3 separate regions of the Mus musculus genome follow, and regions 2 and 3 are each linked to region 1. The links are chromatin loops, found by intact Hi-C in ENCODE. Cell type or tissue: left cerebral cortex. All regions are shown on one strand. Each heading gives the region's core, and the rest is flanking DNA. Links, peaks and the distances in the headings are about the cores only. Region 1 holds the start of Mpped1 (metallophosphoesterase domain containing 1). Region 2 overlaps Mpped1 (metallophosphoesterase domain containing 1). Region 3 overlaps Efcab6 (EF-hand calcium binding domain 6).

What was found. Peaks named below come from ENCODE experiments on the same cell type or tissue, not always from the same donor. Only the 100,000 strongest peaks of a DNase experiment are listed, where the experiment ranks them.
Region 2: it touches region 1 in a loop (6-fold over the local background); 6 of 42 quality-filtered maps call a loop at or near these places.
Region 3: a loop joins it to region 1, with 2.0 times the contacts of the local background. A loop is called at or near these places in 2 of 42 quality-filtered maps.

The regions. Positions count from the first base shown.
Region 1 is chr15:83,775,691-83,786,219 of GRCm38, forward strand. Mpped1 (metallophosphoesterase domain containing 1) reads left to right here and starts at 4,333. Exons shown (of 7, transcript NM_172610.3): 1 at 4,333-4,417. In left cerebral cortex, for the core only: no CTCF peak of the experiment used is centred there; DNase peaks (open chromatin) are centred at 5,034 and 5,859; H3K4me3 peaks cover 2,184 bases; H3K27ac peaks cover 2,058 bases.
Region 2 is chr15:83,836,909-83,847,437 of GRCm38, forward strand. All of the region lies in intron 4 of Mpped1 (metallophosphoesterase domain containing 1), which reads left to right. Gm41370 (a long non-coding RNA gene) reads right to left here. Exons shown (of 7, transcript XR_003951468.1): 4 at 9,912-10,529; 5 at 255-556; 6 at 1-56. Among named protein-coding and RNA genes, the nearest start is that of Gm52172, 5.9 kb to the left of the region's middle. In left cerebral cortex, for the core only: no CTCF peak of the experiment used is centred there; DNase peaks (open chromatin) are centred at 4,265 and 4,588; H3K27ac peaks cover 2,399 bases.
Region 3 is chr15:83,886,980-83,897,508 of GRCm38, forward strand. It overlaps Efcab6 (EF-hand calcium binding domain 6), which reads right to left. Exons shown (of 32, transcript NM_029946.4): 25 at 8,973-9,174; 26 at 5,784-5,975. Among named protein-coding and RNA genes, the nearest start is that of Gm41372, 33 kb to the left of the region's middle. In left cerebral cortex, for the core only: no CTCF peak of the experiment used is centred there; DNase peaks (open chromatin) are centred at 5,766 and 6,122; H3K27ac peaks cover 263 bases.

The sequences.
Region 1 (10,529 bases), core at 3,668-6,167:
GGTTAAGCATCTTCCTCTAGAAAGAAGGAAAAAATCACTTTCTCCAGAGTCAGTGGGGTCACACGAGGCACAGCAGCCATGTGTGACTGGGGACATTTTGTTCTACTTTTGGAGCCTGCAGGTACTCACAGTCTTTCCCAGAGCAGCCCTGGGATCACTAGACCCCTTGTGCTTTTTCTCTGGAAAGACTGACTCAAGAGCTACCCCACCCAGAACCCAGAATCACTCTACTGCACCTCTCAGGCTGGCTCTCTCTGTCTCTCTCTCTGTCTCTCTCTCCCTCTCTCTCTCCCTCTCTCTCTCTGTCTCTCTCTCGGCCTACAACCCCAGGCACTCTGAAACCTCTTCTTTGCCCTTATTGTGTTCCCCAGCCAGTGTCCCTCACTGGTCAACAGGGAGTAGCAGCCACTTAGCTTCAGAGCGCCACACTATCCAGGGCTCCTTGTTCGGGGGCAGTGTAGTGCCCCTTTTCCTCCAGTTCTGTGTCTTTGCCAGGCCCTGAGGTTGTGATTACGGTTGGTCATGAGTTCTGGCCTGCTCTGGGTTGCTCTCATTTTTCAGAAATGGCTACCGAAGCCTGAGAGTCGAAGTGTTGTAGGGGTTGGCCCAGCCTCACAGCTTCTGGTTTCAAGGAGGCAGGTGTGTGTGTGTGTGTGTGTGTGTGTGTGTGTGTGTGTGTGTGTGTGTGTGTGTGTCTGTGTGTGTAGAAGAGAGACCAAGAGAAGTCTTTGGGGCAGGGCTGGGCTTAGCCAGGACCCTGGACAGCTCAGCTGAGACCCAAAGAACTTGACTGGGAAGGTTGGGGGCTTACAAAGAACAGGAAGGAGTTGCCTATCATCAGAATAGAATAAAAGGGATGGTGGAACAGGACCGTGAGACAGTGGAACAGGGCTGTGAGACGGTGGAACAGGACTGTGAGACGGTGGAACAGGACTGTACCGTGAAGGCTGTCCTCACAACTTGACTCTCTATTAGCTGGACAGGTTTTGAAACCTTTGGGGCACACCCCCCCCCAGTGTTTTTTAGTCCATCAACTGAGGCTTCCTCCCCTTTGTGGAGAGGCTGTCTCTTGCTGGGATCCATGCCAGACTGTTGCAAAAATAAGCTGTCTACAAGGCAGCTGGGAAAGTTCCTTAACAGCCACGGAGGACTCAGACATCATGGAGGGCCTGAGGACAGAAGTACCAACATTCAAAGCCATCCATCAGTGACTTGCAAGTGTGGACTCCAAGGGCATCAGTTGCCAGGACCTGTCTCCTTGTGAGCCATTGGATGTGACCTCTTAGTTTCTGTAGATGACAGGGGTGGCCTCCCGGTCCAGAAATACCCAGCTACTTCTCACCTAGCTTTACATGGGTCACATGAGGTTAGTACTATGGTATTGAGGGGACTCCTGTGGCCTGATGCAATCCTATGTCTGGCTGTCTATCATCTATCTAGTCTTTCTATCATCTATCTATTACCTATCTAATCTATCTAGTCTTTCTATCATCTATCTATTACCTATCTAATCTATCTGTCTAGTACGTGTGTGCACCACAGTGCATATGTGGAAGTCAGAGATGACTTGTGGGGATCAGTTCTCTCCTTCTGCCCACCACGCGGGTCCTTGGGCTTAGCAGCAAACACTGTTCCCAGCTGAGACGTCTAGCTGGCTCACCATGAAATTCTACCTAAAGATGACTACAGGGAGCCCCCAGGGTCTTTCCCCTACTTTGTCCAGTTCTCTGCCATAGCCCTTCCTCCTCAAGATGAGAACATGGAGATTTAGAGAAACAGCAGAATACCCAAGGTCCCAGACAAGTTAGCAAAAATCCGAGGTTAGAATTTAGATCCCCATACTTGGTACCTAAAGCTTATGGTGCAGCAACTGTGACAGGGTTAGGTGACAACTGCCTGCCAAGTGCACTGTCATCGAGGTAGAGTCCGTCGATCAACTGCACTGACAGAGAGATCAAAGTTCTGAGTCCAAGGCTTATTTCAGGAGTTGGGGAGTGGTCACGGCACAGTGAACTAGGCACAGGGAGGGGGAGGGTCAGGACTCCATGGCTATGAGTGCCCTTTCATTCTTGGCCTCTGAGCATGGACGTCTCAGATGAGGCCTGTGTCACAGCATCAGGATCTAGACAGACTGAGGCTAGCAGAAAGAGACAGGAGGTTACTGAGTGGGGTGGAGTCTACCTTCGTTTTCTTTCCTCTCCTTGGGTCTCCAGCACACAGTAGGCACCTAGAAAATGATTCCCTTCAGAAGGAACCTCCCTGGCTGGTTCAGCAGTGGGGATCCGGTGCTGTTTCTTATCACTCTCCATGAACAAGACTAACAAGTGTTAGTTTTCTATTACGCAGAATGTCTGCTGCTGTCTGCCCAGATGGGCTGCTCACTTAGGAGCGAGTCTGTCCTGCCCACTCCATGATCCTCATCCCTGCATCATTTAGAGCCATTCACTAATAATTAGTAGACCCTGTTGATACAGCATCCGATCCTAGGGCCTGACCAGGACTCCTCTCCTGGTTCAGCCTGGACCAGGAGAGGAGTGGAGGTTACCTAAGGCAGGGTGTGTTCAAGCTGAGTGCCTGGGTCTGAGGTGATGCAGGTGATGACGGGTTCTTGGTGGCAAGCTCACACTTGGTTCCAAACAGGCTGAGTGCCAGGCATACAGTGGGTGCTCAATAGATGCACAGTAAGAGATGGTATTCTGGGAACTGAGCTCTGGGAGAAATCCAGCCTTTGGGGGGACAACAGTCACAAGAATGTCTTCTGTCTCTGCTCTTGTCCCCTAAAGGCCATGCCCAGCTGTGCCATTGTTCTTGGCAGGCAGCAGGGAGAGCCTGCTGATGTCCTGAGCTGCAGCCTTGTCTCTCAGGTAGGCAGGGATGTTCTCTGAAGCACAAAGTGGTGTTGTAGTCTTAGGAGGGAAGGGTCTACAGGGTGAGTTATGGGGTCCCACTGGGAGAGAGCTCTGCACCATCAGTTTCTCCTCCTTAGCCTCTTCCTAACCAGACCTACTCCCTGTCTGGGATGCTGGAATGAGTTCTCTCAAAGCACAAGCTTGGTCATAGCAAGGCCTGGCCATAACCTTCAACGGCTCCCTAACACCCTAGCAAACTCCATGGGCTTAGCCAAGCGCCCAAGAACCTTACCTCCATTTCTTTTTCTTCTAGCTCCACAGAGCCTCAGCATCCCACCCTGCCCAGGACCCTGGCCTGTACCAGCCTCTATCTAGAAGGGTTTTTTTCCCCAGCCTGGGCATGATCTTACCCCATGTAGCATCTCCACTTTCAGGAAGCCACCCCAGGTGGCTGTCCCCTCTTCCCACACGTGCCATATCTCCCTCTGCCTCTCTCACAAGACTGGGTTCTCCTTCAGAGCAACCCAAGCCCCAAGTGCCAACTGAGGTGCCCTTGCGGGTCTGACCCTAATCATCTGAGAGAGATGGTAGGCTCTGTGATAAGCAAGTAGAACCCACAAATACTGGTTAAGGGATGTTGGGTGGACTTCCCTCCTAAGTTCCATTGTGGGGAGAGGCCCAGGACAGAGCTAGGCCCTGTGGACTCCTTTTTATCCTGGTCAGGGGTCGGGGGTCTTTGGCCTCTCAAACTTTGCACTGGAGAGACCTCTATGTCTCATTCTCTCTGCCTCCCGGGACAGGGCCTCCTGGAAACCTAGCACTAGGTCCTCTGCCTTCCAGACTGGCTTACCTGCCCGTACTGGGTTTCTAGGTGAGGCCACTGTGGGCCACCCAGGAGACCAGGCTGGGAGACCGGGAGTCAGAAGGGGCTCAACAAGAGGACCCTGGCCTGATCCAGTTGAGGGAGGGGGAGGTGTCCGCATCTCTCTATGGACAGAGACCCCGGTGGCCCCAGGTTGGGGTCCTAACCGCGGAGCGGGTGCCCGGGCACCGAGAAGGAGCCACGCATGCCCCTGCACGCGGTGCCTAGCGCGGCGCGCGGCTCCGGAGGTGAGGGCGCCCCGCCCCGCTCCCCTCTCCAGGCGCTCGGCGGCCGGGGCTAGGGGCTGCGTGGAGAGGGCGCGGGGCGGCCCCTGAGCGGCGGGATGCGGGCTCCCGGCCCGGGAGGGCGCCGAGGCCCCAGGCGCGGCCGGGGCGGCCGGGACCCGGGCGGGAGGGCGCGCGGGGCCGGGGCCCGAGGCCGCGATCGCGCTCCTGCGGGGCCCGGGCGCGCGGGCGGAGCGGCGCGGCGGCGCGCGGGGCCGGGGCGGCGCGGAGCCGGGCGGGGGAGGGGGAGGGGGCGCGGGGAGCCCCCCGCCCCGCGAAGGAGGAGTCTGGCTCCCACTCGCAGCCTCGGCCGCGCGGCGCAGAGGCCCCCGCCCCTGCGCGCCGCCCTCGCGGGAGCCGGGCCCCCGCCGCCCTCCGCGCGCGCTGCTGCTCGCGGCCGCCGAAGAGGAGCCCGGGGCCAGGTAGGACCCGGCCGGGCCGGGAGTGCGAGCGGGGCTGGGCGCGGGCGGCGGGCCGGAGGGGGCGCGGCTGGGACCCTGTCCCCGCACCCGGGGGGCCCCGCGGCGCCCGTAAAGTTACTTTGGCCGCCTCTGCCTTGCCCCGGGCGCGCGGCCCCGGGTCGGCTACCGCCGCTGCGCAGCCAGCGGGGCCGGGGCTGGCGGGAGGGGGCTCGGCCGGGGCCGCGCGGTCAGCGAAACTTTTCCCAGGCTGGTCGACTGCCGCTGACTGCTGTTGGAGTAGCCGGTGGGAGGAGAGGGCTGGTGGGGTGCAAGTGATGATGGGGGTGGTAACAATAGCCACCTCCTGTTGTGGAGAGCCTACTGTGTGCTGCCAGCCTCTGCTGACACTTGGAGGTGAGGGGTGAGAAGGGGACGGATGCTGGTCAAGTGGCTACTTTTGCTGGGTATTGCCGGGAACTTCACTAACACCCATGTGTCGTCCATTCATCCACCCATCTATCAATCCATCATCCTTCCTTCACTCATTCAACACACTTACTGCTCTCTGCTGTGCCCCCTCAGAGGCTTCAGTGACTAATCAGACAGCACCCAGTCCTTCAGGACAGTATTTCATGGAGTGCCCAAGCCGAAAGGTGCCTCTGTGTGTTTATTTTGGGACATGCTACGGGAGAGAGAATTCAAACACAGCCTTCCTGGGTTTAGGCAGGGGCAGAGGAGTGATGTTATGTGAAAGAGACTAGGAGGCCAGTCTTAGGGGTTGGAGACTCCATCCTCTCTTGACCCTCTGGGCCCAGGCTCAGTGGTTCATTGAGGTCAGGACACAGAGCACATTGGACCTGGATGTCCAGCTAGTCTGGCAGGATTGTCTCCTCCTCACTACTGGACTGTCCCCTCTCCTTCAGCATCCTTTCAGAATTGCAGCCCTCCCCCCCCCCACTTCTTCCCCTGAATGGCTGGGAGGAGAACGAACTGTTAACAATTATAAAATTAAACCCGGCGAACAAAAGTGAGGCACCATTGAATGGTTGGGCTCCTTGCCGGTTTATGAATGGTTGTGGCAGACTTGCTAGCAGGGATCAGCTACATTAGGGGGGTGTTGGGGGTGGGGATCAGTCACTAACCATATTAACACCCCAACTAGCCTTGGCCAAAGGAAAATTAAAACAACTTCAGTAGTATTTGGCACATGACTAAAAATGCCTTGGGGGGAGTCTGGACAGGCTTTGGGGTGACTGCTCCATCTCAGCTAGAAGCCAAGGCATTAGGAGACCATCTGGGTAGGGTACCCAGGCAGAGGAGAACACCAGGCTTTGGAGCTGGTGGTCACAGGGAGGCGTCTGGAATGAGTCGAGGCGCAGTCTGCAGGGGACTGCTCTGTGGGAGCATGCATACTAATCTGCGCACCACCCGTCTCCCTGCAAATTGGCTTTCCGAGTGGCAGCCCCTCAACACTTATAAAATCCCCTTTTGCTCAAGATGGATTTCAGTGAAATGGTTGTGTCTCTTCCAATTTCTCTGAGAGTTGGAACAGTGTTAATTGGCTCACGGCCGCTCAAAAGACGACGTTTTAGTCTTGAACATCTATGATCGGTGTGTTTGGAAATGGTTCCGAGTAGGGATGCCTTCTGATTCTGCTCCTCAGCCCAAGGAATTTGGGAAGATCTGGAGAGTGAATTAGATTCCTTCACGTTGATGAGGGTCGGCTCCGAGTGAGGTGTGTGCGTGACGCAGCTGAGGTGTGAGCCCTGTGTGGTGTGGTGTTTACGGATGCTCACTCTCACCCAGACTGATGCCTCAAATTTAGGCACCACTGGACCAGGTCTAGGCTTATGCAGGAGACGGCAAATGAGAGCATTTCTCCAAGGGCCCAGTTTGTATCAGGGAGGAGCCCCCCCCCCCCCCCCGCTAGATCCATGGAGCCCGCACTCAAGTAGAGCAGTTTTATAAAAATATTTGGTACACCCATGGGGCTGCTAAATACTTTATCCATCCAAAGTGTGTCCATTTATTCCCTCTTGAACTTGCTACCGTCCACCCAGGCAGTAGCAGCTGGTTTGTCTGTTCATCGAATACAGGACACATCTTCCTCCACTGTCTGAACAACTAAGGATGGAAGATGGATTTCACTGAAGGAGCACATGGAGAATGGGGTATGGTGGGGGTGGGTGGGATTAGCAGGTCCTGGACCTATGGAAAAGAGGAAGCTATTGCCAAAAGGTAGTCGGCCGCGTTTAATCTCTCTGAATGCCTTCGCTCTTCCAACCTCAGGCCTGTGAGTGATCACGAATAGTGGGGTAGAGGAAATGAATGGGCCAGGCAAGACTTCCAACAAGTAAATATGACACACAGAAAAACATGCAATTAGCGGAGGTTAGTGAATGCCTTTCAAGTCCCCAGTGCAGCAGTTAAGGGTGGAGTTTTCTCCCTCATCCCGGAACTGTCTGTCAAAATCCTTGAAGTGATAACGTGACACGTCTCTCCCACTAACCCTCCCTCACCAGAACAAAAAAAAGGGTCTTTGCATGTGGCCTCCCTACAGTATGTTCCTGTTCCTGAAATTCTTTCCATTCAACCTTTGTCTGCACCTCAGAATTGAAGGGGCCTGTAGCCCTGGCTTCTCTGGGGCTCAGGCCCAGAAATAGGTTCTTAGGCACGTCCTGATCCACAGAACAAAGTTGCTGGCCCCTCAAGGTGAGAGGCAGGCTTGCTCACAGGGTCTTCTTTTGACCACAATGCTTGCACCCTCTGTGGCTAGATACATCTCACACTCAGGGTCCAGGGAGAAAGGCAGGCAAAGATGGTACTTTCTGAAGCAAGGTCCATTTAGCATTGGCTAGACCAAACATGGGGTGGGCCATCCCCTGCATCCCGATGCCTGCTGTGTGACTACCCTCACATCACCACATCTCCTGCTAGCATCGTACAGAGACTGCCACTGATATTGTTCAGGTTGTGTCTGAAGAGGAGATTAAGAAGTGAGAAGCCGAAGCAACTCCTAGGGGAAGAGAGAAAAAGAAACAACCAGAAAGCGAGCCCCTCTTCGGAGGTGGCACCAGGCAGAAGCAATTTCCAGAGTCATTCAGCTCACTGTAGCAGTCTTGGTGACCTGGCTGGCCAGTATGTCCCTGGCACAAATGGTTTCCTTTACTTCAATTTTTTTTTCCTCTAATGAAAGAAGGCTTAATTATGCTCTGTTTCTATTTTTTCAACACTTATGGGGCAACCCCAATTTCATTAAAACAAAACCGAGAACAAACCCGAAAATCAACTGACAAACAAAAAAGACAGACAAACAAACAAACAAACAAACAAAAAAACCCTTAACAAATCAAGATTATATGTTTGCTTGGAACTCAAATAGTGACTGGAGGTTAGAGGTCTTCTTTGTGGGTTTCTCTTCCATGAACTTGGCCAGTAAAATGTCAGAACCTGGTCATTCAACGTATGTGGAAGCTTGCTCACTCTTGTACTCTGTCTCTGACCCTCTGTCTCCCTCTGTCTCTCTGTGTCTCTCTTTCTCTCTCTCCCCTTTCTGGTAGGTTGTGATCTCCAGGTCCCTGCATTTCCTCACTTAACCCTACAGATACCTGCATGATCACCTGCCTATTGCAGCCTCCCCCTGTCATCCCTTCTCCTGTGAGGCCTTGAGGCTGGGCACTGGTGCACGAGGAGGGACTTTGAGCACCACCGGGCTCGTTCCGTTGCTCTGAGGAGAAATGATGTCTGCTTCCCATTTCCAACAGGCTTATCACTCCCTTCCTCTCCATTTCGTCTTCTTGTCTTTTTTTTTTTCTTTTTAATGTACCGAGCTCCAGCCCGCAAAGCTGCAGAATGTACCACACCTGAGAAATGCAAGCCCTTTCCACATGGTGCCTGCTCCCTCCTCTGTAACAAAGTGCTTTTGGACACTCGGGCATCTGTGGGAAAGGTCAGTGTGCTCTCCCCTGACACGCCCACCCCTGGTTTCCTGCGTGGTCGGGGTAGGGGAGTGGAGAATGAAATTGGCCTTTTTGTAGGTTTGTCATTTGGGCACATTAGTTAATTGATTACACTTTAGAAGTTTAATCCTTAATTGTGAATTTCCAAATGAGCACAAAAAAATTAGACCCAAGCTTGTCTCTGAAGCAGCCCCCCACCCCCCAAAACTCCTGAATGGATCCCTGTCGGTGCTGACGTGGTGATTCCTCAGCGGCGTCTAATAGATTTCCACAAGAGCTTCAGTCCACACTTAATTTCTTCAGAAAGCGGATTTGTGTGTCAAGACACTAAGACCTCCGTGCCTCGCCTCCACCTTAGCCACGTATGTCCCCAACACCCTTAAGTACTGAGTGTGAGCTGTGCGTGTGTGAGTGTGTGTGTGAGTGAGATGCAGTGCTGACTATTATACACTTAACCTTGTTTTCTTTGTGTGTGTGTGTGTCTGTGCATGTGTTGGAGCCACTACCCAGCAGCTTCTCGCCACAGCCCTGCAGATGCTCAGGCTCTAAGAGTTCTGTTTTGATAACTAACACACAGCACTGTGTGGAAGGGAAGAAAAAAAATGAAATGGGTCCTCTCTCTGTTCCTTGCATGATTGTGAATCTGCTAGATGATATGGAAGTCCCGAGAACTGCAGTTGTTTATGGAGCAGAGCTCTGGTTTGTAGATGCATTTCTTTCTCTGCCTGGGCTTTGAGGCTTCTGCCCAGATCCAGGTCCCCATCAGTTCGGTGGGAGTGGAGACTGGTCTGGATTTGGAGATGAGGTTGGTGAACCCACCGAATTTGTGTCTCCAGCAAGGGGAATGAGTGAGTAGCTATTTGTGGCAGCCAGGACATGATCCAGTAAGTAGCGCTCTCGATGGTTCCGGAATAAAAGTACATAATTGGAAAAGGAAGCGTCACTGACTTGGGGGAGGGGCAGCGGAGGAGTTAGAAAGGCAGATTTAAAATCTCGTAGTCCTACGTTCAACAGGGGCCTAGCTAAAAGGTTTTTAAGTAGTAAATGCTTTAAAAAGTCACTTGTGGTTGATGCTCTCTGGAGTGCAGGGTCTCTTTTCCCTCCATCTGTGGGTCTTTGCAGTAGCTCAGCTCTTCAACTGCTCTGCCAGGCCTTGGATGCCAGTTGCTGGCCAAGGTTTCTTGTCAATGGAGGGATCCAGTGAATGTAAAGGGAGGCCAGACGCAGGCCCTGTTAGTTATTTCAGGACCTCGAGAGGCAGGCTCTGAGCTGCACCTCCCCTACCCCACGCCACCCTGTCACAGGGCTGTTTCTTTTACCTTCCTTTGAATTCTTCTGCCTTTTAAACTTATTATTATTATTATTTTATTTTTATACCCTCTATGATAATTTCAGTTCAGCATTAGTCAATGACATATTTTTAATGCTCAGACAAAATAAGGAAAGAATATACAGCCGAAAGTGATGTTTGAGCTAGTGTGGAGAGCACGGTTAAAAAAAGAATCCTCCCCAAACCTCCATGCCTTCTACTTAAAAAGAAAATTATTTATTACATTTTAAAATTTGCGTGTATGTGTGTGTACATGCCATGTCACACACAGAGGTCAGAGGACAGCCTATGGGAGTCAGTTCAGGCCTTCCAGAATGTAGAGCTGTGGGGCAGAAATCTGTTCATCAGGCTCAGCTGCAGGTGCCTATACTGGTGGGGCCAGTCACTCCGAACCCCTCAGGACTTTTCTGGTTAGTGTTACCGCCTGTGTGGTTTTTGTTTTTGTTTTGTTTTGTTTTTTGTTTGTTTTTTGTTTTTGCCTGAGGGCAAGGACCACAGGGAATGTTAGTATGTTTTTTGTTTCTTGGTTTTTGTTTTGTTGTTGTTGTTTTTTTTTTCTTCCTGTGACATTTGCTACATTCTAACAAAAGCCCGCACAAGCAGCATCTCTCCAGAGCCTGCTCTGGGTAGCTTTGCTCTGAGCCAGCACCCAGTGTGATCACTGGCATTTTGGGCTGGCTGGTTAAAGGGGTTGGGGGTGCTCCGCTGCCCTGCTAGCTGTGGTCAAGGCATGCGGGAGAGTAGTCCCGGGAAGATCGACTTGGAGTTCTTGTAGCTGCTGCAGCTGTGGTGACTGCTATATCTTGTTCAGCTGTGGGTGGTTGGCTCTTCTAGACTGGGCACC
Region 2 (10,529 bases), core at 3,183-5,682, 61 kb after region 1:
CTTTCTTTCAAACACGCGCCTCCAGCACGAGGGAATCTTCCCTTTCTGCCTGTCTTCTGTCCTCCCACAGAAAGGCATGTGGTTGTTGGAAAAGACAATTGATCCACATAATTGAGGAAAGGCATCTGGGACCATCAGACGGTCCCATGGGGCACTTTCTTGTATGGGGACAGCAGCTGTTTAAAAAACAAATGCACAGGGAACCCTTATTCTCTTGGAGACAGTGGCTGACTGGGCCATTGCTCTGAACTCACCCTGCTGGGTGGTGCTCGAAGTGACCACGGGTCCAGACTTGCTTTGTGATGGTCACTGTGTCCTTGGCAATGGTAACTGACTATAACAGTGCTGCTGAGGACAGCGATGGTGATGGTGGAGATCTGTGGTGATGGTGATGATGATGTTGGTGTGATGCTTATGATGGTGATGATAACGATGACGATGAAGTTGGTAATGGTGTAGATGATAGTGATGATGGTTATGTTGGTGATGATATTGATGATGATGGCAGTGACGCTGCTGCTGCTGGTGTTGGTGATGATGGCAGTCGCCGGTGAGGCTGGTGGTAGTGATAAGGATCAGGTAATGAACAAGATGGTGGTGATTCTGCTGCCGCCTGTGGCATCATGTCAATAGTCTGTGGGCAGATCTACTGGCCCTTGCGTGGTCACAGGGTGTGAAGTGCTGGCAGGGTGAGAGGAAGCTCCCCAGAGAAGATGGATGACCTCAGCCTCATGGGAGGAGATGGGCGTGGGCAGGGAGGGAGTGGCACTGTGGAGGGCTCTGGGTGAGCTAAGAAAACACAACACATCTGGGGAACCCTGGGCCGTGGTGTTTGGTGTCCCCTGGTGATTTGAGGCCGAGGTGGGGATAGGGCCTGTGTGGATCTTATGAAGCCCCAGGGATGGGAGAGGGGCCAGCCTGACTCATTCTTCTGCCCCAGGAGGAGCCTGCTGTCTCTGCCTGGGGTGGTGATGCTCAAGGGTTCCATGCTCTCCTGCTGCCTCTGAAGGTTTTTGGACACTCAACGATGTGAGGGACTCGAAACCAAGGGCAAGGATGTGAGAAGGAGGCTGAGGCTGCCTGACAGGGTGCAAAGGCTGATCTGAAGCCTGCTCGTGTGAGAAGCTCACCTTGAGCAAAGTCTTGGGTCCTGAGGCCTGAACAATCTGGGCGGGGCAAAATAGGGTGGGGCCATCAGGATGAGAGGCGGAGGTTCCGAGTGTGAGGTCAAGAATCAAGACTGGGTCTCTTTTCCCTGTGGTTTACAACCTGCCCCAACACACACACACACACACACACACACCCCATATACACCATACACACACCACACACACACACTACACACCACACACAAACCATATACACATCACACACATACCTATACACACACACACACACACACACACACACACACACCATATACACCATACACACCACACACACACACACACACACACAGCTCCTTAAAAAGAAGGTTATAAAGGTTAGAGGCATGGCTTAGAGACCAAAACAAACAACCCCCCCCCAAAACCAAGAAACCCTAAGCTTAATTTTAGCCTCACATTTTGTGGGCTGTGTTGCCCTGGGCATCACTGGGTGACCTTCCTATGCCTTAGCCCACTTTCTTACAGAATGGGGTGGCAGTGTGCCCTCCTCCAGTGGTGGCTATAAGGTGTCAGAGGGCTCCCCTGAGCCTATGGCCATTGCCATAAGTGCTCAGAGGATGGAGACCTGCTTTGTTAGTGTGCCCTTCCTTCATGGTCTAGTAAGGAGGGCGAGGGGAATGGAGGAGACACACCACCCAGCAGCCAGGCTCAGGAGAGCTGAGTAACTCAGCGTCAGGGCTCCCTAGGTGTGCACTCCTCTCTCCAGGGAACGGCTCATCAGCCATCACTGAACTAGCCAAGAGGGTGAGGCTTGGGTGAGCCCAGCTGCCAGTTCAATCACTGTCCTGATGCTTGGAGCTCTGGCCACCAGTGGCCCCAGTGTGACCTTCACTGTGGACATGACTGGCCTCTCTAGTCCTGGCTTCCCCCAGGCCTTGCCTTCTTCTTGACCGCAGACCTGTGCCAGCGGAAGCCCAGGCTGGTGAGCAGAGTAAATGAGTAGGGTGTGTGTTGGGGGAGGGGGTAATCAGGAGGCTGTGCTGTGCTCCTGAGAGGGCACGATGGAATCCACGATGTTCCCTCCCCGCTGGATCAGGCTTTAGAACTAGGATAAAGGGAGGGTGGCTCAGGGGGTGGGGCACACACATCCCCAGCCTGGCTGTGCTTACACACCGTGCTTTCCTTGGCCTGATGACACAAACAGCCCCAAGGCCGCTCTGTGTGCAGCATTCTGCTTGTTTCTCTGAAGCTACCTGGGGCTGGAGTCAGGTGGCAGGAGGTGACTGGCTCTGTTTCTGTGGGGCCACAGAATTAGTCCTGGCAGCTGTCCCTTCCCCTCTGTGTGTTGGTGAAGCCCTGTCTCTAGCAGTGTGCCTGAAACACGGGATGCACAGATCAAGGCACCACCAACCACTTTGGGTAACTGTGGCAGCCTCTCTGGACCCACGGTGCCATGGGGAGATGATGTCACTGCAGTATAGCAGGGCTTGAGGTCTGTGTGGCTCTGCCTGGCACGAGGTAAGCACCATCAGTGGCTTGTGATCCTTGTAACTCATGATCTAAGGGGGCATGCTCAGAAGGGGTGAGCCCTATGCCAGATGAGGGGTAGGTTGACAACAACCCCATTCTATAGACAGGCAAGAAGAAGTCCAGGTGGGCACATGGTTCAGCCAGGGTTTTCAAGACAGAAGTGCCCCCAGACTCCTGGCCAACTCCTGGTGAGCTCTACCCTCTCTGGAGTCAGAGTCATGCAGCACTTTCCTAAGTACCATTTGCGTGTCCTAGGGGACATGGAGACCTGAGAATCACTCTCCTGGATCATCAGTAGATGGATCAAGCCGCCCATGAGAATTGCTGAGAACATGGCTCCCACCAAGCCCCATGGACTTGGCAGGAACTCACCATTGCAGTCATTGCTGTCCTGGGTTCCTGCCCTGATGGCAAACCACAGTCAGCAGCTATCTCCTGATTCAGGAAGAAGCCCTGGAAGTTAGGGTCAGCGAAAAGCCCCCATGGAGAGATCTGGGAACTGAAGAGATCACAGAGCTAAGGATGTGGGGAATGGAGTGGTTGTCACAGGCAAAGGCCAGGAGGCTGGACGAGGTGTCAGCCTTGTAGGCACTGTGGCACTACTTCAGACCCTGTATGGGTCACAGTAAGAAACAGAATCCATAGGCTGGGCAGCCAGAGCCTCCACCCCTGGGTCCTTGGCTGGCATCCCTGCCCTACCTTTCTCCCCAAGGTCCTGGAAACCAGGTTTTCCAGAGTAACATCCCTCAGGATCCCTCCAGGGATGGAGTACCTGAGGACCACATGCTTGGGACCTGCTGCCTCCCTGTGGCTCGTTTCCAGGAAAGCTTTGTGGATCCTGCCTCACTCTGCATCAGAAAGATGTTCACCCAGAAAGTGCATCGCTGCTGGGGATGTGCGCCTGTGGGTTACAGGTGACCTCCCCCTCCTATTCCATGGCTTCTGGAGGGCCTGGGGGCAGCCATCACCATGCTTCTGCTAATGAGGCCTCTGTGCATCTTGCCAATACATTCCTGGCCTGGTGATCCAGCCCTGTCACCCAGGAGTCAGGTCCTAGTCCTGCCACTGAGCTGTGGAAGCAGTGGCCAAGCTGAACAGCCTCCCCGAGGTTCATTGTCTGGCTGGTAAATGTGAGGTCTCAGTACGTACATTACTCTTCCAAGGAAGAGAGCCTTAGTGGCTGGTGTCCTAAGGATGCTAGAAACCACACACATGGAAACGGTATAAACCAGCCTTTAAAAATGTATTCATAGCTTCAGAACCTCGTAGCCTAGCTACAGACTCCACCCAGACCTGGTTAGGTGTGTGGGATGAACCCTTCCCCACAACCGTGTCCTAAGATTTGAGGTGAACACGGTCAATTTCTTGGCACCGGTCAGCTACCCTCAGGGCAGCTCATGGTGGGAGAGAGTGATGGATGGTTATTGAATTCAGGTGATTCAAGACAAGCTCCACAGACATACCTGTAGCTTGTCTCCTTTCCAGTCAGTCTGTCATTGAGTCTCCCTTCCCAGATGATTTTGTCGAGCTGGTGATTAAACTAACCAGCACACAGTGAGTGGTAAAGTTATTTCTTCTCTCTCCCCAGTCACATTGGCTGACACGTGGAGTTCAGATGTTTTCCCCAGCTTCAGAGCTGGAACTCTGTCATATACAGGATGGCAGTATGAGAGCCCATGTGGCTTTAACAGGTAGTGATCTGCTTGTCACAGGGGGGTATGCACGCAGGGCTCTGTATGCCAGCAGCGATTCCAGGTAGCCACCACATGCTCCCTGCTTTTACGTGTGTGCCGGGGATCTGAGCTCTTGCTCCTTTCTTATCCACTAGGGCTTTGTCCACTGAATCATTTCTCCAGCCCTCCAATTTCTTTGGCAAAGTCGGTTTGCCAAGTGATGTCCCCTGCCAGCAGTTGCTTACCTGTACCCCTGCCAACACTTTGTAACATAAGGCTGTAGGTTTTCCTTGCTCTAGAGTGGGTGCTGGTGCTGCCGTGAGCCTTGGAGCCTCTCCATGGCTTCTGGCCGCCTACATTCCTCCTCTCTGAAGTACTCAAGTCTTTTGCCTCGTCTGTTATCTGGGGGCAAGGAGAGTCTGTCTTTTGGTTGATTTTAGTGGTGTGGGGATGAAACCCAGAGTCTCAGACACACTAGGCAAGCTCCCTTTACCACTGAGCTGTCCCCCTGGCCAGCTCTGTTCTTTCTCTTTCTTACTGGTTTTTAGAGAGGCTTAGTGTGCTCTGAGCGGAACATGCGTCCTTGGTCACTTGACACTTGACAGATCGCCTTCTGTCTTCTTGCTCTGCCTTCTTACAGAGCCACGAGATGGGCAGAAGCCCTGGACTTGGGTGTGATTAGACGGCTTCACACTTTTCTTCCTGGCAAGTGCTTCCTGTGTCCCGCTGATGGGATCTGTGCTCCCTGGACCCCGGAGATTCTTTCCCTTGCCCAAAAAAGCCTGCTGCTGGCTTTTCAGGCTTGGACACTGGTGTCACTGGAAATGGGGGTACTTGGTGTGAGTGAGCGGGATGTGTGTGGTCCCACTTTGTGTTTTTCCTTGTGGACACTGTTGACAGGCACCGTGGATCTTCTCTGCCATCTTGTCTCCACAAGGGCCTGGGTCAGCCCTAGCCCCTCACTCCACCAGCTCGTTCAGAGTGGGACAGGAGTGTCTTATGTCACCCTAACAACGGGCTTCTTCAGTACCACCTCTGCTCACTGGAACACTTGAGACCAGGGGCTTCTTTTGCACGTAATCTCTCTCTTTCTAACTTCAAAGCCTGACCTGGCACCTGGCTTATGTTGATAGATGTTTCTCGAATAAATGAGTGCACAGGTGGGAGGATTCCAAGCAGTGGGGAGTCTACCATGACCCCTCCCTGGACTATCTGCCTGTATGCGAATCTTTCTGTGGCCTCCTTTTGACCCACGTCACCAACCCCTCACTCCCTAGGTTCCTATTCCACGCTGGACTCTGGACACGTGGCCTGCCCATGCCGCCTCCTGGCTCACCACGCTGCCCACTCTCACTAGTTCCCCGAGACCGAAGGCCAGATGCCTGCCTCCCTGTGCCTTTGACGTGGGTGGGCTCTCTTCCAGCATCTGGAGAGTAAAGATGGGGCAAAAATCTGGGGAAATCCTGCCTTCCTCACGGGCACGTGGTGACTCTGTGGGACTTTTGACACAGTTGCTGGTCCCCAGAACTAGAGCTGGGCATATATGTCCATGACCCAGGGCGGCTCTTGGATGGAAGTAACTGCAGGAAGAGGGAAGAGTCAGCTTTTGCAAAATCCTGCTTCTTCTTCTTTTTTTAATCCTGCATATATACCCTATTCATTTATGGGTTTTGGATGCATTTTTGTTCTCATTTAACTAAAAACGGCCTTGATTTAAAAGAGAGAGAGAGAGAGAGAGAGAGAGAGAGAGAGAGAGAGAGAGAGAGAGAGAGAGAGAGAGAGAAGGGAGTGAGGGGGAGAGCGGAGCTGGCACGTAGCAGGCCCATCTGCTCTAATTACTTGTGGTATTTTGAAAGAAGGGATCTAAACCCGCTGAGACGCTGAACTTAGGGAAGGGGAAGCGGCTTCAGGGCTGCGGGACCTGCGCCCCGGTGGCTGGGCTCAGATACGGATTCTGTGCTTGGCTGGATTGCCTCTCCTGTCAGGGCCGGACCCTGAGACCTAAGGAGGGGACTTGTCTTGTCTCTAGGAGCCAGTTGGGCACTCTACAAGGCTGGACTGAGGACCCAGCCTGCTGTGCCAGTGCCAGCAGCATGGCTGTGGTCAGAACTGTGGCTTTGTGCGACGGCGACACAGAGAGTCTCTGTATCACAGAGAATTCAAAGAGGCCAGATAGATAGATAGATAGAGAGAGACATTGCCTGGCACACAGTTGGAGTCTCATCGTGCTGCTGGCTGGCTGCGGCCACCCAGGGTTGAGAGCACGGATAATAAAGGTTTCTTTTACATAGCTGATAGCTGCAGACAGCACTCTCTGAGCCGAGCACAGAACAGCGAGTGCCTGGTGGCCTCTGGGGGCAAGCTGGGGGTGGGCGCTCATGTCCTCTTTGATGTCCCATTCTCTTACTTTGTACAGTTAAGTAGGCTTGCTGCACAGCCTGGGGCTGGAATGGAGCAGCCTGGGAACACTGTCTGTCTCTGATGGTGCTTAGGGAAAGCCAGTCGGTGTGACAGATGTGTGTCCTACCACAGTCCCCAGGACGATCAGTGAGGTTCCCACTACTCTCTCACTTTAGGGATCAAAGTACTAAGTCTTAGGAAGCAAGCTGACTTGCAATGAAGGAAGTTCCCACAAGGATCAAGGGGAGCTGGATCAGGGAGGGAAGCATGGCGCTCTCAGGACAGCTACAACAAGGTGCTACTAGAATGCCTTTCACCGGGGGAAGAGCATGGTATAGAATCACGTATCATCTGACCAGAATGGGTTCAAGGTCCTGGGTACTAGAGCAAGGAGTCTAGAGTATTGGTCTGAGCATCCTGATGCCCTGAGGGACTGCCCTGAACTGGGCCCCACTACTCTGGCTGTCACAGCGTCAGCTATGGCCGCCTGCTGGTGGGACACAGTGAGTCTTGCTGTATCTATCCATCCCTGCTTATGGCCCTGGCTACATCCCACCTGGCTTCCAGGAGCCCTTGCAGGTGTCTCCTTGTCGGCTAGCTGCTCTGCTGTGTGCAGGCTTGGGACCTTCCATCCGTCCTGTGTGAGTGATGGGCTGGTCCAGGACCTGATGTCCAACTCTTGGTACGACCCTTGCCTTTTCTCTTAACAAAACCTTGACAAACCACATCTGTGGTGCTTTTCTGCTGTGTGAGTGTGTGTGTGTGTGTGTGTGTGTGTGTGTGTGTGTGTGTTAGACTGTCTTTTGACATTAGCGTGTCTATTGTGGTCATGTCTATTGAGACTCAGAGGTCTGGGCAGCTCTGTTAGAAGTCAGAGTCCCGTTTGGTGCATAGCCCAGTGTAGGGGGTTGCCTGCCTCAGTCTGTGAGTGTGCCCAGCAGGAGCCACCTGATGCTCGTGTCTTGGCTTGGGGCATCCTGAGTGAGAACTAGGGACTTGTTGCTGGACGTCTAGGCTCTGCAGTCTCTGGTAGAGGAGCCTGGACTGGAGTCAGGGTGTGAGCTTTGTGGTCTATTTTTATTGAAGCCCTTGGGGGCCCAGCTTGAGGAAGGTTTGTTGAAAGCCCAGTCCTTTCCTGGCTTGGTGGCATCTTGCTGTCTTACTAATGTTAAGGTCCATCCCACTGAAGTCCCCATACAGCATCTGTCATGAGCTGTCCTGGATCTTTGGGTAGCTTTATGAGGTTACGGCCTTCATAGCTTGTTCAGGCAACTGAAGCAGACTTCCTCTCCTCAGGACCCAGACAGGCCCTGAGTGGCTTCCCTCGACCTGCTCTGTTTGTTCTGTGTCCTCAGGGGACAGAGAGGACTATGCTATCTTGTGTTACCAGTGAGTTGGGGATGTACAGGGATGCTGAAAGGACTGGCTGTGATCTCAGACCTGGGAGGAGGCAGGCATGTGGGTCACTCTACTGGGGCGTGTTAGCCTCAGCCGGTGCTGGTATGGGGTAGCCTCCCCCTGACACTGGCCTGGCTCTCTAGTGGGCCCCATGGACGGCAGAATAGGCTGGGCTTCCGCTCCTATCCCTCCTATGGCTGAGTCTTTTCATGCAAACGAGAGAGAGAGGCAGCTGCTGCGCATTGAGCCATGGGGGTGGTCAGCAAGGCCACCTAGTACTATCTGTCATTGTCTGCAGATGGCATGTAGTAAGGAGCCACCTGTCTGTTCAGGAAACTGCCTATATGACCAGCTAGGCTTAAGTCCTTCTCTGGGGGGGGGGGCAGCAGAAGACACAGCTCAGGTCCCCAGAGACCCTGCCTGAAAGTATGTCCACTGCTGTTTCACTACCCCTCCCTCTTCCTGGTTCTCAGTATCCCAGACCTGACACACTATGTCTATGATGGGATCTGAAACAGGAAGTATCCTTGACTTCCAGACCCTTCTGAGCTGATGGCGCACATATCTGTGCACACATGCACATTCAACATACAGGCCTACACACATGTACATATATTCAATAAACACACAAGCCTACCCACACATTTGTGATACACACACATGTCTGCGCGCACACACACACACACACACACACACACACACACATGCACACAAAGACACTCATATACCCACAGGCACAGGTGGACTAGGGAAGTGCACTGTTAAGGACACACACACACACACACACACACACACCACACTTCCTTCCCCTTCTCCCTCCTATCCTTATCTTCTGCTTCTCACCCCCAGCCACTGCCTCTGTACCGCCCCTGTCCTCTCTAGCAGGCTGCTGTGCGCCTGCTCCGTCTCCCCACTCAAGATTAACGTCTGAGACGAATCACTTGCCGTCTCTGCACAGAGTCCCAGCAAAACAAAAGATGAGCGATTCCACACATCGGAAGGGTGGGGGAAATTAATTAAGAATGACAAGGGACCCACTCTACCGCGCTGTGCCTTCTGCTGCTGACGTGGTGGCTGCTGTTGTGGCCCCAGTGGGTGTGTGAGTGACAAGCTTCTGGACACTGGGCAGCTGGTGGGTCCCTGCCCACTCACCATAGCTTTGGGCCATACTGCTTACTACCCCTCCACTTCCCCCCAACCCCTGGCCTCTGCATGCCAGCACCCAGGGACACAGGGGAGACAGCTGATTCAAGTTTCTGCCATAGTAGGAGGGGCTGTCCCCCAGAGGTGGGACATCTGCACTCTAGACCCTGGGCTTGGGAGCTGTGGTCCTATCCCCGGTCTCTCTGAGCCTTGGTTTTCTCTATTGCAAAAGGGGGGTGGGGGGATCACAGCCTAGTTGGGGGTCTGCGCCCAGTGACAAATGGCAGTTTCGTCTGAGACACTACTTAGCTGTGCTGTAGCTGACCCCTTTGGGAGTGGCTTAGGAAAGCCTGTCTTTAAGGGGACCAATGGGAGCATCCTACGGGTAAGTTGACCTGAGTCCACCCCCAGCATCAAGCTTTCTGAGCACCAGAATGCAGGTGGTGACACCAGGATCCAGGTTCCTTCTCGCACAATGGGCACACTCTGCCCCTCCCCCCCAACCCTCCCCCGCCTCCCACCCTGGGCTGGCTGGCTCCTGAGAGGGTGAGGATGATTAGCCAGGGGCAGGCATCCTTGTTAGAGCTGTCATTCTGAAGCTTGACTGGCAGGTCCTAGGGCGGGACTACCACTTGGAGGGTGCAGAGGGGAGAATACTAACCCGGAAGTTCTTCATGCCTGCAGCCTGACAGCGTGCCTGCTGGCTTGTTCCAGTTTGCATTCATCTTTCATCGCCGTTCTTCTTGAACATACCTTCCCTGAGGGCCACCCGGCTCAGTCCTCTTGCCAGGCATAAGAGACACAGGGGCAGATCTGAACACTGTGCTGGAGAAGCCTACAACAGACCATCGAGGTGGGGGTGGGGTGGGGGGGTACCTGTGCGAGAGGAGAGAGGTGATCAGGGGACACTTCTGGAGGAGATGGCTTTTGAGTTGGGCCTTATGAACATGAGCCTTGGTGAGAAGTTAGCGCCTCTGGATGTGGGGTGGCAGGAGACAAAGTCTGGGGGTAGCTACTAGCTTGGGCTGCTTACAGAGCAGAACAGGCACAGTCAGCCTGTTGGGGGAACTTCATGGGAACCTGGGCTGCATTGTCTGAGAGTCAGTTGGGGTAGGTTCAAGGGCCCTGTGTGCCAAACCACCAGGACTGTGTGTGTGTGTGTGTGTGTGTGTGTGTGTGTGTGTGTCTGTTTCCTGGAGACAGTGGGGGAGCCATGGGGGGATTTGGAGGTGACACAGGCAACCTGTGATGGATGCTGCCTCTTCCCTGATCAGCCAGG
Region 3 (10,529 bases), core at 4,339-6,838, 110 kb after region 1:
GCCAAGGATCCTGTAAAGCCGTGTCAACCACAGGGCAAGGAATCTAAGTCTTAAGGGCAGATAGTGGAGCAGCTCTTACTTTACCAAGGGGTAAGGCAAGGATGTAAGTCCCCAAGCTGTGTGATCTTAATCCCAGCCCTGGACAGCTAGCTTTGGGCAGGGAGAGGGGGATGCCATGGCTCTCTGAACCTTGGTTTTCTCCCCTGAAAGATGATGCTGATATAATGTGCCCACCACATGCAGGGTTATAGAGAGGACCAGCGAAGGGATGTGGCTGGCTCATAGCACCTTCCTGATGCTCTCCTGACTGGTGACATTTGATTGTGGTGACAAGATGATGACTGTGGCTGGCCAGACACAATCACCGTGTGAGCAAGTTGCTCTGCCTTCTTAGCACAGTCCAAATTCAGGCTTCCACAGGAGTGACCATGCCCAATTCAAGTGACCGTGCATCGCCCAGTGGGGTCCTCTGAGTGCACCCCCTTGTCTACCGCACACCTGGACCCCAAGATGCCCAGTTTGCTGGATGAGGAACTACGGAGCACTACTCAGCAGAAGGGGAGGGGGGGAATGGACCACTGTATCACAGCCATTCTCAGCAGGACATCCTTGACACAGTGACCCTGGGGTTGGCTCCTGGTATGGCCAGCTGCTGCCAGTGATACCACTGAACTGAACTGAACCCATCTCTGTTACTCAGGAGATCCAAAACTACACTGAGCAGGCAAGATAATGCTCAGTCTTTCACAAAAAGCACTTGGGTGTGGAAAGCTTTTCCGGAGCTGAGGATGGTCAAGAGCATGAGGAGGGGCCCGTCTCTTGCTCGCTTCTTTGTCCTGTAACATTTCTCCTTCCTATTGGATGCTGGAGAGGTCAATCCCTAATGGTGAGGGACACTAGGGTCACCTTCCTCTTCATGGGCCCATTGACCTCTGCAACCATGGGGCTGATCTTCCTGTGTGAGTAGGCTGTGCATGGGAAGTGCCTCAGGCCTGGCTCTCAGGTGGACTCCTGGGCCTCCCCACCGTGGGACTCCAGCCTTGGGTGGGCTCATCTGCCCTGACCCTGCTCTTGTGAAGCACTAACTTACACTGGCCACTCTGGAAGCAGGAGCAGCCTAGAGTAGAGCAGCCACAGTGTGGAGCCAGGACCCAGGATGCTTCTCCTGAGGGAAGGGCTTAGTCCCATGTCCCTGCACAACGGCCACAAGACGTGCGATCGTAAACGTGCCTGAGAAGGGATATTGAGGTTCACTAAGCACGAGAACTGGGTGGAACCAGATGACAGTCTTCATTCTTTCGGTACACTTGAGGTCCCTACTGAGGGAGGGCATGAGTACAGTTCTACAGCCCAAGGATCAAGTAGCCTTGGCTGGGGGTAATCTCTGCTGAATCCCTCCGCGAGGAAGATGCTGGCTTCTTTAATTACACTTCAGTAATCTCTTTTTAATTACTTGTCTCCCCTGTGTCCCTAGAGGGAGAGAATGCCTGGTGTCCCCTTAATGAGCTGAAGTGACTTTACCCAGCCCTACCACTTCTGACTTCTCTTCCCTCCTGGTGATTAAGCTGTAGCAGGCTGAGTGACAAAAGTCTATTCTCCCCCAGTTCCCCAGTCACATGGAGTGGGGAGTCCCTAGCCATTCGAGAGACATTGGGTGGTCTCTGTGTCCCTGCTTCCTGCCCTCGTCTGCGAGTAAAGAGGACAAACTGAACACCCACATGGCACCTTGCTGTGTCCCCCTTCACAGGGGACCTTGTGGTGCTTTAAACCTGTGGTCCCTGACTCGGCTTGTCAGTCTGGTAAACGACAATCTCTTGGTTCACCTGGACTTAGGTATGCTCTCAGCCAGGGGTCTTCGGAACTCTGGGAGATATGCAGGACTGGGGTTTTCGGCTACCTCTCTGGTGTACCCCCGTAGACCAGTCTCACGTTGGTACAGTCACTCCCCGATGAAGGAAGGTGTACAGAGGGTGGGAACAGCTGCCTTTGTGGCCTTGGCTCTTCCCAGTGTTCCCCTGATGAGCACTTTTAACATCACTTCATTGGCCATTCTTCTAGAACCTTCACAGGGTGTTGGGCAAAGTGTGTCTAGAGATAAGGTTGACTCTTGTAAAGAGAGCCCATAATACAGCGGTTCTCAAACTGTGGGTCAAAACACCTTTGGCGGTCACATATCAGATATCCTGCATATCAGATATTTAAATTATGATTCATTCTAGTAGCAAGATTACACCTATGAAGTAACAAAAATATAAGTTTATGGTAGGGTGTCACCAAAGCAAGTTGGCACAGTATTAAAGGGTTGCAGCATTAGGGAGGTTGGGAACCACTGCTGTATCAGCTAAGGTGAGGGGCTCCAAGTGCCTCAGGTAGAGGCCTAGTGGCATTTGCCCCCTGCTGAGTCCGGTGTAAGGACATAATGGCACCCAAGACAGGACACTGCAGATCCCCCCCCCCCCAAAGCGGCCCTCCCCCCAGGTAAGGGCTCTTCCTCTTCTCTTTTGTTGTATTAGCCCGAGCACACCTGGACACTTCCACTTTCCATCAAGTTACTCAAGAACTGTAGGACCCCAAGCCTGGCAGAACCATGACAGCCTTCCCTGCAGGGCTTGCCTCCTCCCACACACCACTGACTCTATGCTGACATGCCTTGATCACTCCTCTCTCTGGGAAGGTCCTTTCCCTCTGAGCCTCCCTCTCACCCAGGCCTGTACCCAGCTTCCTACTTGTTTTGCAGTAGGACACCCTAGTATCAGACACGTGACCTAGGCCTTGTTCCCTGTCCCCTAGGCTGGAGCAAGCACTTTGGAAGGCAGGGAGTATACACTAAGTGATTTATAACTTCCTGTAACTTTAGCTCCAGGAGATCCCACACCTCTAACCACTCTGGTCAGTGTGTATACAGACACCCCAGGCACATACAAATAGACATGATTTTTAAAATTAAAAATAATTTGAAATCAATCACAAGAGTCCTGAAATCCTCTAGCAGACCTCAAACCCTGTTGCAGAGAGTCTGGCTGGAAAGGCTCATGGAGAGGGGTTGGAGAGAAGCCATATTGCCGAGCAGAGAGACAGTCTCAACTCTTCCCTTGAAAGCTATGAGTTCAGGCTAAATAGTGTATGATGAACACAGGTGTTCCCTGGAGCCATATGCACTGTCTACATCCAACCACCTTCAACAATGATGATTTCAGCTGATGTAATATAATACACAGAATTGTTTTAAAAATATCTTATGGGGAGTTGCTTTCGAGATCGATAAAGATATTCCTGCTCTTTCACCCCAGATATTTTTGCTCTGGGATTCCACAAAACGTAGACATAGGGTCTGGGGGTTGTGGGTTGTGAGAACGTGTCTTCTACATACGACAGGGAAGCTGCAGCCATGAGACCTCAAAAATACAGCTGCCCAAACAAGACCTGAATGATTACATCGGTGGACATGCCACTATGGGTGGGGGAATCTCACAAGACTCCACTCCCTAGGTGACAGGGTACAGGCAGTTAATGGCTGCCAAGAGATGGGAAACCAGACTTCTCCAAAGATGAGCTCCATAGGTTATCTAATCCCAAGCAGCCATCACTAAACACATACACACACAAGCAACACCAAATGGACTCAACATGCCTTCTCCCTCTGTCTCTCTTCTGTTTCTGTCTCTGTCTCTATGTATATGCATATACATACATGTAACAATAATTAAAGAAGAAGTCATGAATTTGAGAGGGAGTGGGAAGGACACGAGGTTGAGTAGGGGTGGAAAGGTTGGAAATTATGTAAATATGGTACTTATGAGATTTTCTCAAATTTAAAAAAAGGAACAACAACAAAGTGGGCTGGTGTAGTGACCCACCTATGATATCGCCCCCCCCTCCCAACCCCGGGAGACAGAAACTATGTAAGCTGGCTAGCTAGACTGGCTGACCACCAAGAGACCCAACCATAGGAAGTACAGTGGAGAGAAATTGAGGGCGACATGTGTTATCAACCTCCAGCCACCACGTGTATGCACACACATACACATGTGCTCATATATGCAAGCACGCACACACACACACACACACACACACACACACACACACACACACATATGAACACACTGCATAGACGTTGAAAAGTGTAAAATGTGGACATAGATTTACAAAGGAGAGTGTTTGCTGAAGAATACATCACAGTGGCCAGAGTGGGAATGCTCTAAATGCTCAGGAGTAAGAGCGACAATGGGAAGTTCCTAAAAGTGGAAAAGGCCAAGACACCCAGTTACATCTTCAGCGTCATCTCTACTCTGCATAGCTCCAAATGCATTCAGAACGGGAAAAGCAGTCTTCAGGGAGGCACCTAGGCGTTGGCTTGGAAACTGCCCTCCTAGCAGGCAGGACAGGCTGGGGCAATACTTGGTGGAGCCAATCTGTCCATCTCCCTCACCCTGTCCCATCTGGAGCTCGCTGCTTCCTTGTACTGACAAGTCACGGTCACTGGGGGGGGGGGGGGGGTGTCACATGAGTATTGTCTTTTCTCCGCTTTGTACAACAAACAGTCTTATAGGACGCCAAAAAGCACAATCACGGGGGAGAGCAACGGCCACCATGTGTGAAGATTAAAATCATGCCACAGAGCAGGAGGAGGTCCTTATAACAGCCAGGGGACAGAGGGCCTAACATCACAGCCTGACTTCATTAAAACCAAGGCAAGGTTAATATGGCTGAAAACAGGGCTGGTGGGGCCATGGAGCACCAGGAAGCCTAATGTGCCACCCACAAGAGTGGGCACTGCATAGCCACCTAAGAGACTGCAGGCAGCATCACATGGAGCAGCAGTGTGTGTGCATGCTTGCACATGTGTGTTTACAGACATGCATCCCATATGTGCATATGTATGCATGTGTGCCACAGGACACAGGCACAGGGGGTTGTCTATTGTGGAAAAAAAGAAAACCTACATGCTCCCACAGGAGGATGGGAACACATGCAAGAATACTAGCATGCTCTTGACGGAGTATTTCCATTTAACATGGAGATTAGCTTTATAACAGATTATATGAATGAACTAAAGCTGACATATTAACATGAGTGAGAAAGCTGGGCATGCTGGCTCATGACTGTAATCCCGAGACTGGGAGACTGCGGCAGGGGATCACCCAGTATCTCTGGGCCAGAGTCCTCACTTCTCAAATTGGCCTATTATTAGGAGGTGCCTAACCAGGTGGCTATGACTGAGGACAGTAAACAGCTAGCCCCAGCCAGTGCGAACTCTCTGTGGAGTATCCGCTGCTTCCCTTTGTTCCTCCATCAAGGGCAGGGCCACAGCAACTGTGCCCCCCCCACCCTCTCTCAGTACAGACTGCCCTGTGGAATGGTGTCACCTAGGCTAGAGCTGTTGTCAATGACACAGAGCCACTTACATAGCATAGGAAGCAGCCTGCCTTGCTCTCCAGGGGACTTTCTACCTCCACCTGTGCATCTCTCTCTCAGGACCACCACACCTCCATGTTCCACTCTGCCTAGGGCTCTGCCTGTGTAGCCCTTGCCCCAGCCTCAGTGGGCCTCACTTCTCTGGATGCCAGATCTTGTTCTGAGATCTAAGGTGCTCTGAATGCTAAAGCCAGCAAGTGAAAGCAAACTCCCAGGCTTCTTTAAAGCAAGAAAACACAAAGTAGAGGACACAATTTCCCTCCCAGCACTCCACACAGTCTCATCACGGATTTTCACTTGGGTTGCTTTAACGACGACATTCGAAATCCGGCTGTCCCTGTGAGCTGCTTTGAGGGAGGGCGCCTTACCTCGTCCTGGAAGGTGCTGAAGTTCTCCAGGAAGTATTTCCAGTGTATGTTGGGTGTTAGGTGGAGCCTTAATCTCCTCAAGAAGTAATGATATTGGTTATCCGTTAGCTTTTGGCATACGCTCCGCAGGACATCTCCAAATTCCATAGCCTTCACGAACCCTGTGTCCTCTTTATCCAGTGCAGAGAAGGCCTGAAACATCGCAAAAGCAGAGGAAAAACTGGCAAATGCTCCTGGCCAATGAATGCCCCAGCCTATGCGTGAGGGGCTGTGCCCACGCCACGAGTGGAGCCGTCATCCTGACACTGCGGGTCGAAGTGTGCAGGAATCATGACAAACTGTGGGTCGAGTCGTGCAGCCGTCAACGGCAAAGGTGTAAAAGTGTGCTATAAAAAGTATGCACACACTTCTCCATCTGTCGAAACAAAATCATTCATTCTTATTGCACAGGGAAATATATATCAGGGTGGTAGATTAAGATGCTTTCTTTTAAAGTAAAAATTTAATGTGCCTGCAGCCCACGAGCCCAGCTCTCCTGAGCTCTTTTTTTTTTTTTTTTTTTGTTCTGTGCAAGCTAGGCACACCTTGGTGGAGCAGGGGGTGTATGTAAGCAAAATACCACAGAGCTTTTTCAGGCAGCCATTGAGGCAGCAGGGCACAGCGGGGCACAGCGGGGTACATCGGGACACAGTAGGGCACAGAGGGGGCACAGATGGGCACAGCAGGGCACAGAGGGGCAGTGCCTGGCCTGGGGTTGTTCAGCTAAGTCCTTGTTCTCTCTCGGCTTCGGCACATTCTCTGTCAAGGTGGACCTAGCTGAGGGCGGTTGTGAGTGAGTCTTTGGCTGGGAAGTACAGGGATGTGGGCACCAGGGGCACAGTCGTCTTGGAAGAAGATCCAAGCAAAAGGAGCTTTGTGCTGTCAGGATGCTAGAAGCCATGTGATATGGGGAGATGATACCAGGATGTCCTGGGAACCCAAGAAGCAACGTGAGTCCAGCTACTCCTAGGGTCTGGGCCTGAAGCTCCCTGGGGTCTGTGTATAAACTCAGCCTGCTATGATGTGGAAGCTAAATAGGAAAGGGCTTTGAAATCTACAAAACATTGTGAGGGTATAGTATTGTGATGTTGTCTAGAAACAAGACAGGTGTGTGGCATCTGCAGTGGCTTTTAGCCATGTCTTTGCATGTCCTGTCCCGTCCCCTCTGGTGGCCATCCTGAACCAGCCTCTCTTCCCTACCCTTAGCCTCCACCCACCCCTGCAGCTCACCTGCTGTACTCTCCACTGTAGAACCTTGAGCCACACAAAGAAGAAACCACTGTGGTTCCTCCCTGAGGCCCATGGTCCCTAGCTTCACAAACATCCCAAGAGATGCTAAGCTGTGTCACTTGAGACCCAAAGAATAAGCAACCCTGAACATGAGAGCTCTGTTCCTACATGGTGTTCCAAGGAAGGGCCCATATAAGGAAACTGGGAGACTTGGCCAGTCCTGAGACCAACAAGCCTGAGAACACCAGGCCTCCTGTAGCTCACAGGGATACTGCACCACGAAGCTGCCTTCCCCTTTCCTTCTGGTTAATGACCTTGGATGCTAAGTCCTCACAGAGAGCTAGATATTGGCAGTGCGTGTTTTATAGGAGAGAGGCCAAGTCCTGGCGCATCTCCCAGCTGGCTAGTCCACACCCACCTTTCTGCTTCTTTCCCCATTGCTTCGCCCCTTTTTGGATCCAAGCTCCCACATTAACCCCCTTACACTGAGGGAGTAGGTGGATCTCGTTTACCAAACCAAACCACGTCCAAATTTAAATCTAAATCTAGAGGCGGCCTTGGAAGCCTCTGTGTCTGTGAGGGCTTTATAATCTAATTTAACCTTGGTGGTAAGCAATGTAGTAACACATCTCAGGCAAACACCTCCACAGACCTTTCCCAGAGGAGACAGGGTTCTTTCTACATAGATCACGCTAGTCTGTTACCTGCAGCCATTCTCCTGCCTCAGCCTCCCAAGCGATGTGACAACTGGCATGAGACAGCATGCCTAGCTAGGCTTCCCAGATTTGGAGAAGAGGGCATGGGCTGGTCCCTCTCTGCTTCCAGCCACATTCAGAGCCCTGTGACCTGTGAGGCTATGGCAAATTCACTTACCCTCAGCCTCAGTTTCCCCTCCTGTAGAACAGGAAGAATGACCCCCAACCTGCACACTATGCTCTGGGAGAGATAAAGTCCACGGGGGAGGGGGTGGCACCCCACCAGAGATCCTTGCAGGCAGAGGCGTGGCTGTCTGCAAAGCACTGGAAGCCTCCATCAGCACAGAACCCTCCTGGTGTGGACGCAAGACACTGCTGTGTGTTGTGGGTGGGGTGGGGGAGGGGAGGGGAGGATTCTTCCTCGTGGTTCCTCGTGCACGTGGCCCATGCTGCCTCTAACAATCTGTTAGTCTGAGCCGACTATAGTCACCTTGGGTTGGTATGCCCACCTCAAGCACCCACCTGTGAACCAGGCTGGGGACACACTTTCAGAAGCGTAGTTCCCAACCACTCTTTCCAGAGACACTGTCATGACTCAAGGTACCCCATCAGGCACATGGGGTCACCCATAGGACAGTGGGTAGAACACCCTTCACCTCAGATGATCCATGGCCTCTGGGTGCCCCCCCCCAAACAGTCTCTGTAACACAGCCTGTCCTGTTCAACCTCTTGACGGCCACTTTGATGTCACTCATCCCCATGGGTCACTTGCTTGAGCACACTGAAGGCTCCTGGGTTATATGTGTGTCACCATCATCCAGTTTCTCTGTCCTTTAAAACAAATTATCTTTGTCTAGGAATGTGGGCACCTATGTGTCAAAGTGCAGGTAAGGACATAGCCAGAGGTTCTGGCCTCACCTTACCCCTTGCATAAGACCGGGCGTCTCTGTCTCCTTGGCCTGACCTCTGTGGCCTCAGCTTGCCTGGTGTTTAGTGGACCCACATCAGTGGGCTGGACAGAGCCAGGGCAGCTTTTTGCAGAACAACAGTGGAGACATAGTTGCTCCAATCAGCAATCTCATCTAAACTCAGTAGATGCCCAGGAGACTGGAGAGAGGTAGTGGGGTCACAGGGGTCGGAGCTTGGAGTCCCCCCTTACCCGACCCCCAGGAGAGGGATGGAGATGTGAGTTTTACAAGATGGGGCTCTTTGCAAACTGTCATACCTCCACCAAAGCAGGCTGGGAGGACTCCACCACCTCCTGCATGGTCTTTATCACCTCATCTGGGGTCACCTTAGAGAAGCTGATGGGCGGTGGCGAGCTTTCCTCCTTCTCCTTTGGGCGAGCTTTGCTGGCCCAGCTGATCTCAAGCGCTCTCAGGAATTCGACAGGGTCGATGTGATTGTTATGCACACTGACGTCCAAGCTTCCCCACAAAAGAAAAGAATAGAGTCATTGAGAAAAAAAAAAGTTGCTTATTCATTCAACAAACAGTTGCAGAGGATAGAGGCAGTGTGGGAAAGACAATGATTCAAAGAGGTTGGTGCCCACCCTGCTGGGACATGCCCACAGGTGCTGCTTTCTGATGTGTATACTTAAAATGTCACCACAAGGAGGAACAAAGGAGACTGAGGGATGCCCCAGAGGGGAGGCCACGGGTTGCCCGGTCCTGAAGACACAAGACCTGATGGCTGGGCAATAGGGCTCAGAGCTTCAGAGAGCAAGAGGTAGCAAGGGTTGCTGGGTAAAAGATGGATGCCAGTGCACTGCTGGGGCATTTGTGGGGAGGACAACCTGATGAGGATAGTGGAAATAACGGGGCAGCAGCCAGCTGAGCTACAAGCTGGACAGGGAGTCCCTGACACAGCAGAGGCTTTAACTAGGGGGTGTGCAGGGAGGGGTGAAGTGGGACTCGGAAGGGAAGTATATCAGAGATGGCACACGGCTGGGGGAACTGAGGCAGAGACACTAAATTCTTCCCCAAGCCTGGCTGAAATGAGTTGTCAAGCCAAAAGCTCTCCCAGGGTATTGTGCAAACGCTATCTGGCTTAGTATTTCCTCTATTAAAAATTCCATCTCAGCATATGTCCCCACAAGGACATCCGTGCAGCAACGACAGCCCCTTCACGCCCTCAACTCAGACAGAGAAACAATTCCCTCTAAATTCCGAAAGGATAACTTGAGTTAGGTCTAAGACTTCTCCGTGAGCACTCGGGGGTGTTTGTTAAAGACGCCAGAAGTCTCATGCCTTCATGGTCCCCGCTCCTGGGCTGGGGAGACGGTTCAGATGGGAAAGTGCTTGCCGATAAGAAACAGATTTGATTTTGGTCCTATACCTGTATTTGTTTTTCTTTTCTTTCTTTTTGTTTGTTTGTTTGTTTGTTTTTTAAAGGGCTAAGTGTAGAGATGGAAAAGACATGGATGTGTGAGGCTTGCTAGCACAGCCTACTTGGTGAGTTATAATCCAGTTCTCCGTCTCAAAAAAGAAGAGGTAGGCAGAACATGCATGTGTATGTACACACATGTATGCACCGAAACAAAAGGTTGCTACTAATGTGATTACATTTTTGGGGGGCCCCTGAGTGCCTGCATTTTCTGTCAGTTGGATGGGAGCGAGCATCCAAGGAGAGAAGCTTAGAAGCCGGGGTAGAAGGGAAGTTTCCAGTGACTGGGATGCTTCTAAAGGAGAAGAGAGCCATGCTTTGCAAGCTGCAGCTGCGGAGCAGCCTCGTCTGCCTGCGTTGGCTTGGATCACGTGACAGGGACACAAGGACACAGACA